3 separate regions of the Homo sapiens genome follow, and regions 2 and 3 are each linked to region 1. The links are chromatin contacts, found by Hi-C or POLR2A ChIA-PET in ENCODE. All regions are on one chromosome and are shown on one strand. The core of a region is the stretch at or near the end of the contact, and the rest is flanking DNA. Distances in the headings are between cores, read along the strand shown.

What was found. Hi-C counts contacts between places; a loop is a spot of excess contacts on that map. ChIA-PET counts read pairs that join two places held with the same protein, here RNA polymerase II (POLR2A). Pooled maps may share reads with other maps.
Region 2: a loop to region 1 is called in a pooled map, with 4 times the contacts of the local background. The contact joins the promoter of ERO1A here to the enhancer-like site in region 1. A Hi-C loop is called at or near these places in 5 of 50 pooled maps. POLR2A ChIA-PET finds 5 or more read pairs at or near these places in 2 of 52 experiments (T-cell and activated CD8-positive, alpha-beta memory T cell).
Region 3: a pooled map shows a loop between it and region 1 (6-fold over the local background). The contact joins two enhancer-like sites. A Hi-C loop is called at or near these places in 1 of 168 maps with a recorded cell type or tissue (naive thymus-derived CD4-positive, alpha-beta T cell) and 6 of 50 pooled maps. POLR2A ChIA-PET finds 5 or more read pairs at or near these places in 1 of 52 experiments (T-cell).

What each region holds. Positions count from the first base shown.
Region 1 is chr14:52,350,252-52,353,562 of GRCh38, reverse strand. No RefSeq gene overlaps it. Among named protein-coding and RNA genes, the nearest start is that of PTGER2, 38 kb to the right of the region's middle. Within about 2 kb of position 1,627, at least 7 of the 41 ENCODE cell types and tissues checked have a DNase peak (open chromatin) inside an H3K27ac peak, as active enhancers do.
Region 2 is chr14:52,693,932-52,697,280 of GRCh38, reverse strand. It overlaps ERO1A (endoplasmic reticulum oxidoreductase 1 alpha), which reads left to right and starts at 1,723. Exons shown (of 16, transcript NM_014584.3): 1 at 1,723-1,913. The coding sequence starts at 1,800. RefSeq lists a silencer at 1,252-1,791 and enhancers at 2,042-2,091, 1,697-2,198.
Region 3 is chr14:51,871,745-51,875,131 of GRCh38, reverse strand. All of the region lies in intron 1 of GNG2 (G protein subunit gamma 2), which reads right to left. Among named protein-coding and RNA genes, the nearest start is that of GNG2, 13 kb to the right of the region's middle. Within about 2 kb of position 1,796, at least 5 of the 41 ENCODE cell types and tissues checked have a DNase peak (open chromatin) inside an H3K27ac peak, as active enhancers do.

The sequences.
Region 1 (3,311 bases), core at 378-2,877:
TGTAATGGCACGATCTTGGCTTACTGCAACCTCCGCCTCCCGGGTTCAAGTGATTCTCCTGCCTTAGCCTCCCGAGTAGCTGGGATTACAGCCATGCGCCACCACACCCGGCTAATTTTTATATTTTTAGTACAGACAGGGTTTCTCCATGTTGGTCAGGCTGGTCTCGAACTCCTGACCTCAGGTGATCCACCCATCTCGGCCTCCCAAAGTGCTGGGATTACAGGCGTGAGCCACCACACCTGACCTTTATACTCTTTTATTTGTGGTTTTGTGGGAAAAGACCTTGACAATAATATTATTAATGTATTAAAAACATTTCCCCAGGATGTTTGATTTTTAAAAATAATTTATAATCTAAAATCTGTAGTGTCTAGCTTTTATATAAAATGTGAGCTACAATGTTAACAACATTGCCAAATGGCTTACTTTAGTCATTCTCTGAAGAGACTTCCTTCTTTGCTCTTTCTACTCTACCTCTCTGCTCAAAAAATCCCAAATAGTAACCTCATTATATGTTATTATGATGATTTATAGGAATGATTTATAATGTGGATTACTCTTTTTCAAAAGGATCTGGAGGGACGGCTTTTTTTGTAGAAGTTTTTGAAAAGAGCCACTTAATAAATAATAAGCAATGTTTGTGTTTTTTGCAAGTGTAGCAGTGGGGTGCAAGGAGAAAAAGAAGAGGACCATTAGAAGATGGGGATGGCTGTTTGTGTGAAGTTCTCATCTCTTGTGTTTTCAAGTCCTGAACGACAGGGATTATGTCTGATGCATGTTTGGTTTCCTTGTGCAATGCTTTGAAGTGTCTCCCTTCCAGGAACACACAATTCAAGAGAAAAGTAAGATAAGTACACAAACAACTATAGTTCTAAACAAATGAGCAATTGCGTTATTTGAAACGTTTTAGAGGCTATTTTAGAAAGAAACGCAGCTGTAGTATTGTCAAGTACACAGAGTAAATTGAATTCACTGCCAAGTATTATTAAATTTTAGTTACTGATGATGGCACAAGTTTTTGTTGAAATGTTAGACTTGTTTTGACCTTCAAATTGTGTTAAAAAGTTTTAACCAGTTTAAATTTGGGTGTATCAACATTTTAGTTTTCTGATAATTAGTTGGTTTGGGGCACACCGCACAGGAAAAGGAAGAACAGAGAGGTTTTACTCAGAATCAGACCACTGTGGTTGTTTTTCTCCCAGGGTGATACGTCTTTAGGGGCATAAAAGGGTTAAGGGAAAAATCGTAAAAGCACCACAGTGCTTACAGTCCCTGAGTTGCTTCACTGAATATAAAACCAAGAAATCTCCTGTTAGCCAATCATTAATCTAGGTGTTGACAGCCCATTCAGTTTACTGACATTTATATAAAGCCCAGAGAGCTGAAGAAAATCAAATCAGGTTTTAAAGCACTGGAAAGAATGACATAGTTAAAATATAAATGTCTTTCTTAAAAGTTGATCATTACTGGAGGGGAAAATATCACATCCCTGAGAGATGAAATGTTTCAGGTCAGTAATTGTACTCTGTGGGTTGTACCTATCTGGAGCTGCATAGAAATGTACTGATGTGGCCCTGAGCATCTCATGGGCCCTCCAGGGCGGAGGATGATGTCCTCCTGGGCCAGACGGCATCAGAGGAGAAAATCCACCCTGGGGGAAGATAAATGTTTTGTAATAAGTGTGAGCAATTGGCTGAAGGGAACAATTACTTTTATCTTTGCTACTGAGCCTCTGGATTCTGCCAAGTATATTTATGCTCCTTGGCAAAGACTGGATTTTAATTTCTTGGCAAAACACACACAGACATCTCTCTTACAATATCTAGTAAAAGATTCTACTTTGTAAACACTCATTCTACAGGGTTTAGAAGCTAGTGTGGGGGATTAGATCACATGTGCCTCCTTAAATCTTCAGAGAGGAAAGAATTCTTCAGGAAGGGAAAACTTCAAGGCAGTTAAGCAGAGGAGGTCTGCCTGGTGAGTTATTTAGTCTGGCTCCTCTCCTTTTAAGTGCTCTCACTGATTCTGAGAGACAGGTTGAGTTCTTGATGCCGTTTAAAAAACGTAGCCATACCCTCCAGCTCACCCTTCGGCTCCTCATGAATTCTGTGCCATCTTGGGCTTATCTTTGTTTCTAGCTGGTGTGAATGTGACGATGTAATTTCAGCACTATGAAGTCACTGAGAACACTGGAGCTAGCGGTTACTGAGGTTATTAAGTGTCACTCAGGGCAGAATTCCCTATTAAATTGAGCCAAGGATACAGGCATAAGTGAGCTCCTGGCACAGGGCACTAAACAAAACTGACAGAAAGAAAACTTTGGGTTGCTGAAACCAATGGCCTTCTCTTGTGAGCAAATGCTCTGACATGGAAAAATGCTTTGCCTAGTGAGACAGATTGCCTCCTGCCTGTGGCCATGCTACTTAGGAGGAGCCGTATGATGCGATCCTAAGGTCCGTGATCAGTGATTCTGAACAGCAACTGTTTTGTTCAAAGGTTTGTGATCTGGGACCCCAAACAGCAACTGTTTTGTTCAAAGGGAGAGGTGTTATGTAGCAAAATCATCAAGTTGATTTTTTTCCTAAGTGCTATGCATCTAGTGCATGGTAACATGTGGCCTACCTACTCTCAGCTCCTGAGATTACAGACAGGCTCCTGAGGCAAATAGCCCTTAATTAAGGTTCTGGTACTATTAACAAGGATTTAAATGTTCATAGTTTAAGCCCCCTTTTTATAATGAACAAAATGATTCTTTACACCCAGCCATACTAATTCTACAACTTCTAATCCTGAGCAAGGATGGCGAATTTGTGACACATATGAGATAGCTCTCCTTGTTTGGTGCCCTGGCAGACATTCATTCACTCATCATGACATTCCAATAAGTCTTCAGAATTCATGTCAACAGAGCGCTCAGGCAGCTGTTGCCCAAAAGGCTTCTTACAGGAGTATAAGAGTGTGTCATGGCATCCAAGAGCAGAAATGCAGGAATGGCTTGCTACTGGAACTTTTCATTTTATTGGAACCTGTCATCACTGTTCCTCCTTGAGCTTTTAGGGTAGGCAAATAATGACCCCCCGTCCCCCACCACACATAAGGTGTCCTAATTCCTGGAACTTGTAAAATGCTACTTTATATAGCAAAAGGAACCTTGCAATTAAATTAAATATCTTGAGATGGAGAATTTATTTTGGATTATCCAGGTGAGCTCAGTGTAATCACAAGAGTCCTTAGAAGCGGGTAAGAAGGTCAGAGTCAGAGAAGATGTGACCAATGGAAGCAGAGTGGAGTGATGTAGCCATAAGCCA
Region 2 (3,349 bases), core at 474-2,973, 340 kb before region 1:
CCACATGTCTACTAAAAATACAAAAGTTAGCTGGGTATGGTGGCGCAGGCCTGTAATCCCAGCTACTCGGGTAGCTGAGGCGTAAGAATCACTTAAACCCGGGAAGCGGAGGTTGCAGTGACCCGAGATTGCGCCACTGCACTCCAGCCTGGGTGAGGAAGTGAGAGTGTCTCAAAAAAAAGTCTTCTTAAAACAACAAACAAACAAACAAACAAAAAACAAAAAGTAAGGCCAGGTGCGGTGGCTCATGTCTGCAATTCTAGCACTTTGGGAGGCTGAGATGGGTGGGTCACCTGAGCTCAGAGCTAGAGACCAGCCTGGCCAACATGGCAAAACCCCTTCTCTACTGAAAATACAAAAATTAGCCGAGTGTGTGGTGGCTTACGCCTGTAATCCCAGCTACTGGGGAAGCTCAGGCAGGAGAATCTCTTGAACCTGGGAGGCAGAGATTGCAGTAAGCCAAGATGACGCCACTGCACTCCAGCCTGGGCGACAGAGCGAGACTCCGCCTCGAAAAAAAAAAAAAAAGTAATCCCAGCACTTTGGGAGGCTGAGGCGGGAGAATCGCTCTTGAGGAGTTTGAGACCAGCCTGGGCAACATGGTGAAACCTCGTTTCTACTAAAAATAAAATTAGCCAGGCGTGGTGGCGCACGCCTGTAGTTCATGCTACTCAGGAGGCTTAGGTGGGAGGATCGCTTGAGCCCAGGAGTTCGAGGTTGCAGTGAGCTGCGATCGCATCATTGCAGGCCAGCCTGGGTGACCCAGGGAGACCCTGTCTGGAAAAAAAAAAAGCGGATAGACTAGTCCCAACTCTGAATGTTAAAAGACCAGGACTGGGTATCAGAGGACCTCCAATCCTTGCTCACCTTACCTCACTTCTCTAGGCCTGTTTCTTCCTATGATATGAGCGGGTGGCTTCCACCCTCGCTGTCTAATACAGTGGGCACTAGCCAGCCACATTTGACTATGAAATGGGTCTAGTTCGCATCGAATACACACTGGATTTCAAAGACAAAAAAAGTCAAATATCTTATGAATAAATTTAATGTTGGTTATATTTTGAAATAATATTTTGCACATTCGGGGTTAAATAAAAATATTTTAAAAATAAAATGTACCTGTTATTTTTACTCTTTTGCTGTGGCTACTAAAAATATAAATGACATATGCTGCCCTGGTCTAGATGCTCTCTAATATCCCTTTCAGCTTTAAGACTCCGCCGGGAACACGGTGGACACGTAATTCGTACGATTTGATTGTCTCGCATTGAGATACGGAAGGATTGGCCGGGAGTGAGCGGGCTGGGGCTGGGCGGGGCGGCGCGGGGCGGGCACCCCCCGCCCCCCAACCCCGCAGGAAAACACAGGCCCCTCCGGCTTTCGCTCTCGCTCTGGGAACTGGAAGGACCCCCGACTCCCGCGCAGGGTCTGGGGTTGTGCGCGTCGGGTTGCGTCTCCAGGCCGGGGGCGTCAGGGAGCCGGGGGCGGGGACGGGCGCGGGCGCAGCGGACCGGGCGGGGCCGAGCCGGGAAGCTGGTCGGTGCGTCAGCCTCACGCGGCGGGAAGGAACCGGTCCGAGGCCCCGGGCTGCCGGCGCGGGCGCCGCGGCACGTCCACAGGCTGGGTCGCGAGGTGGCGATCGCTGAGAGGCAGGAGGGCCGAGGCGGGCCTGGGAGGCGGCCCGGAGGTGGGGCGCCGCTGGGGCCGGCCCGCACGGGCTTCATCTGAGGGCGCACGGCCCGCGACCGAGCGTGCGGACTGGCCTCCCAAGCGTGGGGCGACAAGCTGCCGGAGCTGCAATGGGCCGCGGCTGGGGATTCTTGTTTGGCCTCCTGGGCGCCGTGTGGCTGCTCAGCTCGGGCCACGGAGAGGAGCAGCCCCCGGAGACAGCGGCACAGAGGTGCTTCTGCCAGGTGAGCGATGTGCGCGTTGGTGCTGAGGGTCCCGGCGCCCTCCGCGGCGTGCACTGTCCCGCACGCCCTGGCGGGTGAGCGGCTGGGGGTGCGTCCTTGCATCTCTTCCCACCGGGAATGAGACTCCGGTGCTGCTGCCCGGTGGCCGGGACTGAGTCTGGCTTGGCGTGGACCGGGCCTCCACGGCAGCCTGGACGTCGCCGCGCCCTCCGGTGCCTCGGACCAGGAGAGGGGTTGGGTGCACGCGGTTGAGTGGGTTTATGCATCTTTGTTGGTCTTATCTGCCCGGGGAGAGTGTGCACAGTGTATAATGCCCTGCCAGTATTTGCTATTTTCACAGAACCTGGATCTTTCTCACTTCTCTCTTGACCAGGAACTTGTGTACCCAGTACCTGTGCTGCGTGCATTTCGCCAGCCTTTCTGGCTAAGACGTTTGTGGGCTGATCTCAGATTTCGATGTTAGGCGGAAGAATGGCTGCTTGCGGTTTTTCTGTGTGTAAGCCCAACTACCTGATGTCTTTGGGACTGCAGTTGCCCTCTGGTTTCTGGTCCTGTGTGCTCTTTTTCTCGAATGTAATGAGATTCTCTTATCGTGACACCCGTTAAGCTGGTACGAATTGGGAGGAAGGTCCTTATTCTTCAGTGCACAAGTTTAATTACAAGCGGATTATGATCATTTCCTTCTGTAAGAGATGTGGTTTCTTGAGCAAAAAATTGAGAGAAACTTACAGTTTTCCATTATCTTCAGTATCTAGTATTTCAATGTGATTACTCTTGTCAAAGCCACTTTTTGGTTGACTCTGTTGATAAAAATTACGTTTTATACAAAATTAAGGGTTAGGCATCCATGTTATTCCTAAGTGGATTTTGCTATTAATTTATTATCAGAAATACCATTTTATGTGTTTAGGGGCATGATACCATGTCAAAGGAAAGATGCATTTAAATATTATGAAAGGTTTCTCTTTCACTACTTTACATTCTTGGATTTTGTTGTTTTGCTGAGTGATTTGGGAGTTGAGGTGAGTGTTATCTAGGAAACTAAGGGAAGTTGAAAGAAAATTGCTACTTTACAACTGAGACATTGAAAAGTCCTTTACCTTCAATCATTACAAAGGACACACAATCAAGTACTTAAAAGGAAAAGGGTCATTTTTCTTCTGATTAGAAATATAACGCAACACCGAGATTAAACATTTAAAAAATAAGATAGAAATAAGTGACTTTAAAATAAAATATTCTTTACGGAAAGAAGATGTCCAATGTAACATTTTCAGCTACATTCTGGAGATTTGGATACTGGAATAAAAGTACATGTTGAACTCTTCAACTTTTACTTTTTTTTTCCTTAATAACCTTTTTGGAGTTCTGCTTAAAATAGAACTTTAAATTCTTTGCATTTATTTTCTTTTTCTTCTAACTAGTGATTAAACTTT
Region 3 (3,387 bases), core at 547-3,046, 480 kb after region 1:
TTACATTAAAAAGAAGTAACTTCTAACTTATGTTAGCCACTGTGAAATCAGGCCACTGTTACATGCAGTTCAACTAACAATTTAATTAACAGATGGAGCCATTTTTATTTTTTCTTTCAAATTTTCAATAATTTCCACATTTTTCAATAATCAGTATGAATTACTTTGATGATCAGAAAAAAACTAAGTTAAGTTTTGTTTACTAATGTTAAGAAAATTAAATATAGAATAAAGTTTGGGAAACATGTATCTTCTTTCCACATATGAGAGGAAAAACGAAATCTATAGTTTAAAAAGTTCTGCTTTAAAATCTGATTGAGGCATATTCTAAGCAGTAAAACTTTAGTCAATGCATTATAATTATTCATTTCAGAGGATACCCGACTTTTTTTTTTTTGAGACAGAGTCTTGCTCTGTCACCCACGCTAGAATGCAGTGGTGTGAACGTGGCTCACTGCAGCCTCAATTTCCTGGGCTCAAGCAATCCTCCTGCATCAGCCTCCCAAGTAGTAGCTGGGACCACAGGTGTGCACCACAACGCCCAGCTAATTTTTTTTATTTTCTGTAGAGACAGGGTGTCTCTACGTTGCCCAAGCTGGTCTCAAACTCAGGGGTCAAGCAATCCTTCTGCCTCAACCTCCTAAAGTGCTGAGATTACAGGCGTAAGCCAAATACACCCAGCCAGACTGTTTTTTTTTTTTTTTTTTGAGACAGAGTCTCGCTCTGTCACCCAGGCTGGAGTGCAGTGGCACAATCTTGGCTAACTGCAACCTCCTCCTCACGGGTTCACGCCATTCTCCTGCCTCAGCTTCCCAAGTAGCTGGGAGTACAGGCGCCCACCACCACGCCCGGCTAATTTTTTGTATTTTTAGTAGAGAAGGGGTTTCACCGTTAGCCAGGATGGTCTTGATCTCCTGACCTCGTGATCCGCCCCACCTCAGCCTTCCAAAGTGCTGGGATTACAGGCGTGAGCCACTGTGCCTGGCCCCAGGCTTCTTAAAGTGAATTTAGAAACAGTCTTAAAAACAGATTTGTGTGTACACTCATACCTTTAATTTAAGGGTGCTATTGGTTCTTCACATGGAATCATACTGGATTTCTCCTACAGTAATTCCACTAGCCCAAGAATTTGGTTTTATTTTCCCCTGGAGTAGTAATAGATTTGGCAGAGCTCACATAACCTCCCTGGTCTCCTTTGTATCCCACAGGCCTGCATTACAAGATGACTGTCCAAGATAAAGGAGTCGTACCTAGTCCATAAAACAGAGAAAAGATATCTTGCTTACTTGGGAATCAGATCTGAAACAATGGCCTCATTAAAACTAGCCTCTAACCAGATTAGAATAATATGCTGAGATCATTTAAACCTGCAATAATGTTCATCAGCAGCATTTGGTGCCTTTTAGAGGATCATTAAAACCTTGTGCATAGGCACACAAGACACTCCACAAGGTTGACCTTAGAGACTTACATGAAGTCATATATCAGAGAAAGAAACTATTTTTCCCCTTTTTCCCAAGAGAATGCCAAATGATCCTTTTCTCCCTTGTGAACCACAATATCCAACACTAATATGGCTAACCTATATTCAATAACAAAGGCAGGATGCCAGGGTTTCTTCACTTCCCTCTCAGAATGACTGTGCCAGTGCATTCTTGAGAAACCCCTTCACTCTCTCCTGCAGTAGGCAAATTGAAGCTAATAGTCAAAGCTCTGAATTCTCAGTTTCTCTCCCCCTCTTGCTTTTGCAGGAACATAAGCAAGCCAACTCAACAGGCCTAATTACCATGGTAACAACATGCACCGTGATTATGAGTGTGTTTGTTTTTTAAAATGACTCACAGATTGTTCCCCCAGAAGCCCCAGACACACAGGTTTCTGGCTGGTTTATAAAATCCATCTGAAGTTTTCTTGCAAATATCTTGTGCCTAGTATCATAACTGGTGTGATGAAGAGAGACTCATCAAATCAAATATGCCTTTCTCCTTAAGGATGAAGAAAAACCCATTTTATTCCTTAAACACTCCAAGATTAATCAATTTAAACTTCAGGTTTATAATGAAATTAATTTGAGTTTGTACACTGGAGATAATTAATCTGTTCCTAATTTAAATAATTAAGGTATTTCATAATGTGATTTTAGAGACCCAAATGAAATAATCAGGTGAAATAAACTGTAGTGAAAACTATAAAATAAAACAGCCTAAATCTGTGGGTACATGACCACATGTAAAGTGTTATAAAAGAATAGATGTCAGTCTTAATACCAAGATGTTTTTAAACAAATCTACAAAACAACAGCATCTATTTTTAAAATGCAAACATGAAAGAGTCCAGACATTTGGAGAACAGTGCACTGCTTCCACTCATCTATTCAATAAATATCATTTTAGACCTTCTATGTACTAAGCACCATTGTTTATAACTGGAACATCACAATAGGGCTTAGGGAAGACTATTTTCTCATGGGAGGCAAAGGCCATGGGCATGGCTCAGCGCGTTATCTTCTCTTAGGAAGCTCCTTTGCTTCACAAGGCACCATTCTGGGTAAGGCTGTCAGTGAGAGGGAACATTACCTAATGATTATACCAGGCCTGCAGTTCAGAGTCCTAACATCGGCATCACAGTGGACTCCCTCAAACAACAACAAAAAATAAAACATATATATGCTAGTAATTTTGATATGTTGATTTCTTCTGTGTGAAGTGGAAATAAACCCTATTTTAAAAGAAATGTAAGTGGAATTTATATAAATCTATTTCGCTTAAATCCCTCGATGCTAACATATAATACATTACACACACACACACACACACACACAAAATAGTCATTTAAAATTATTGTATCCAAATAGCTACTGCACTGTAACCAAGAATATATTTTTTCTCTAGAGTTTGAAGGGAAAACCAGAGAGTTTCAATCCATATAGGCTAGGTTATACTGTGGCAACAACTCAAAAACTCTCTGGCTTATTTGAGCAAAGCTTATCTCTCACTTTCTCTCCATGTCCACTGCGGTTTAGCAGAGATGCTCTTTGTGTTGTCTTGACAGTATGACCCAGGCTTAAGAGTGCAGAGAACACTTCTATCCTTCAACCACTGCACTCACCTGCCGGTTCTTATGGCTTCTTCCAGGAAGTGATGCACCTCACTTCTGTTCACTTCACTGGCCAAGGCAAGGCATGTGGCCACACCTAACCAAAGCAGACTGGGAAGTGGAAGCCTATCCTGAGCTGGAAAGGAAAACTGGAGATATTGATGGCTAAGCACATGGATTCCTGAACAAACAGCACAAACCCAGACTATTACTTCATGAAGTCAAAACGACATCCGACAATAATAGGCTTCCTTAGGGGATGCCTTATTCCAAGGTCTGAGCACCTATGAT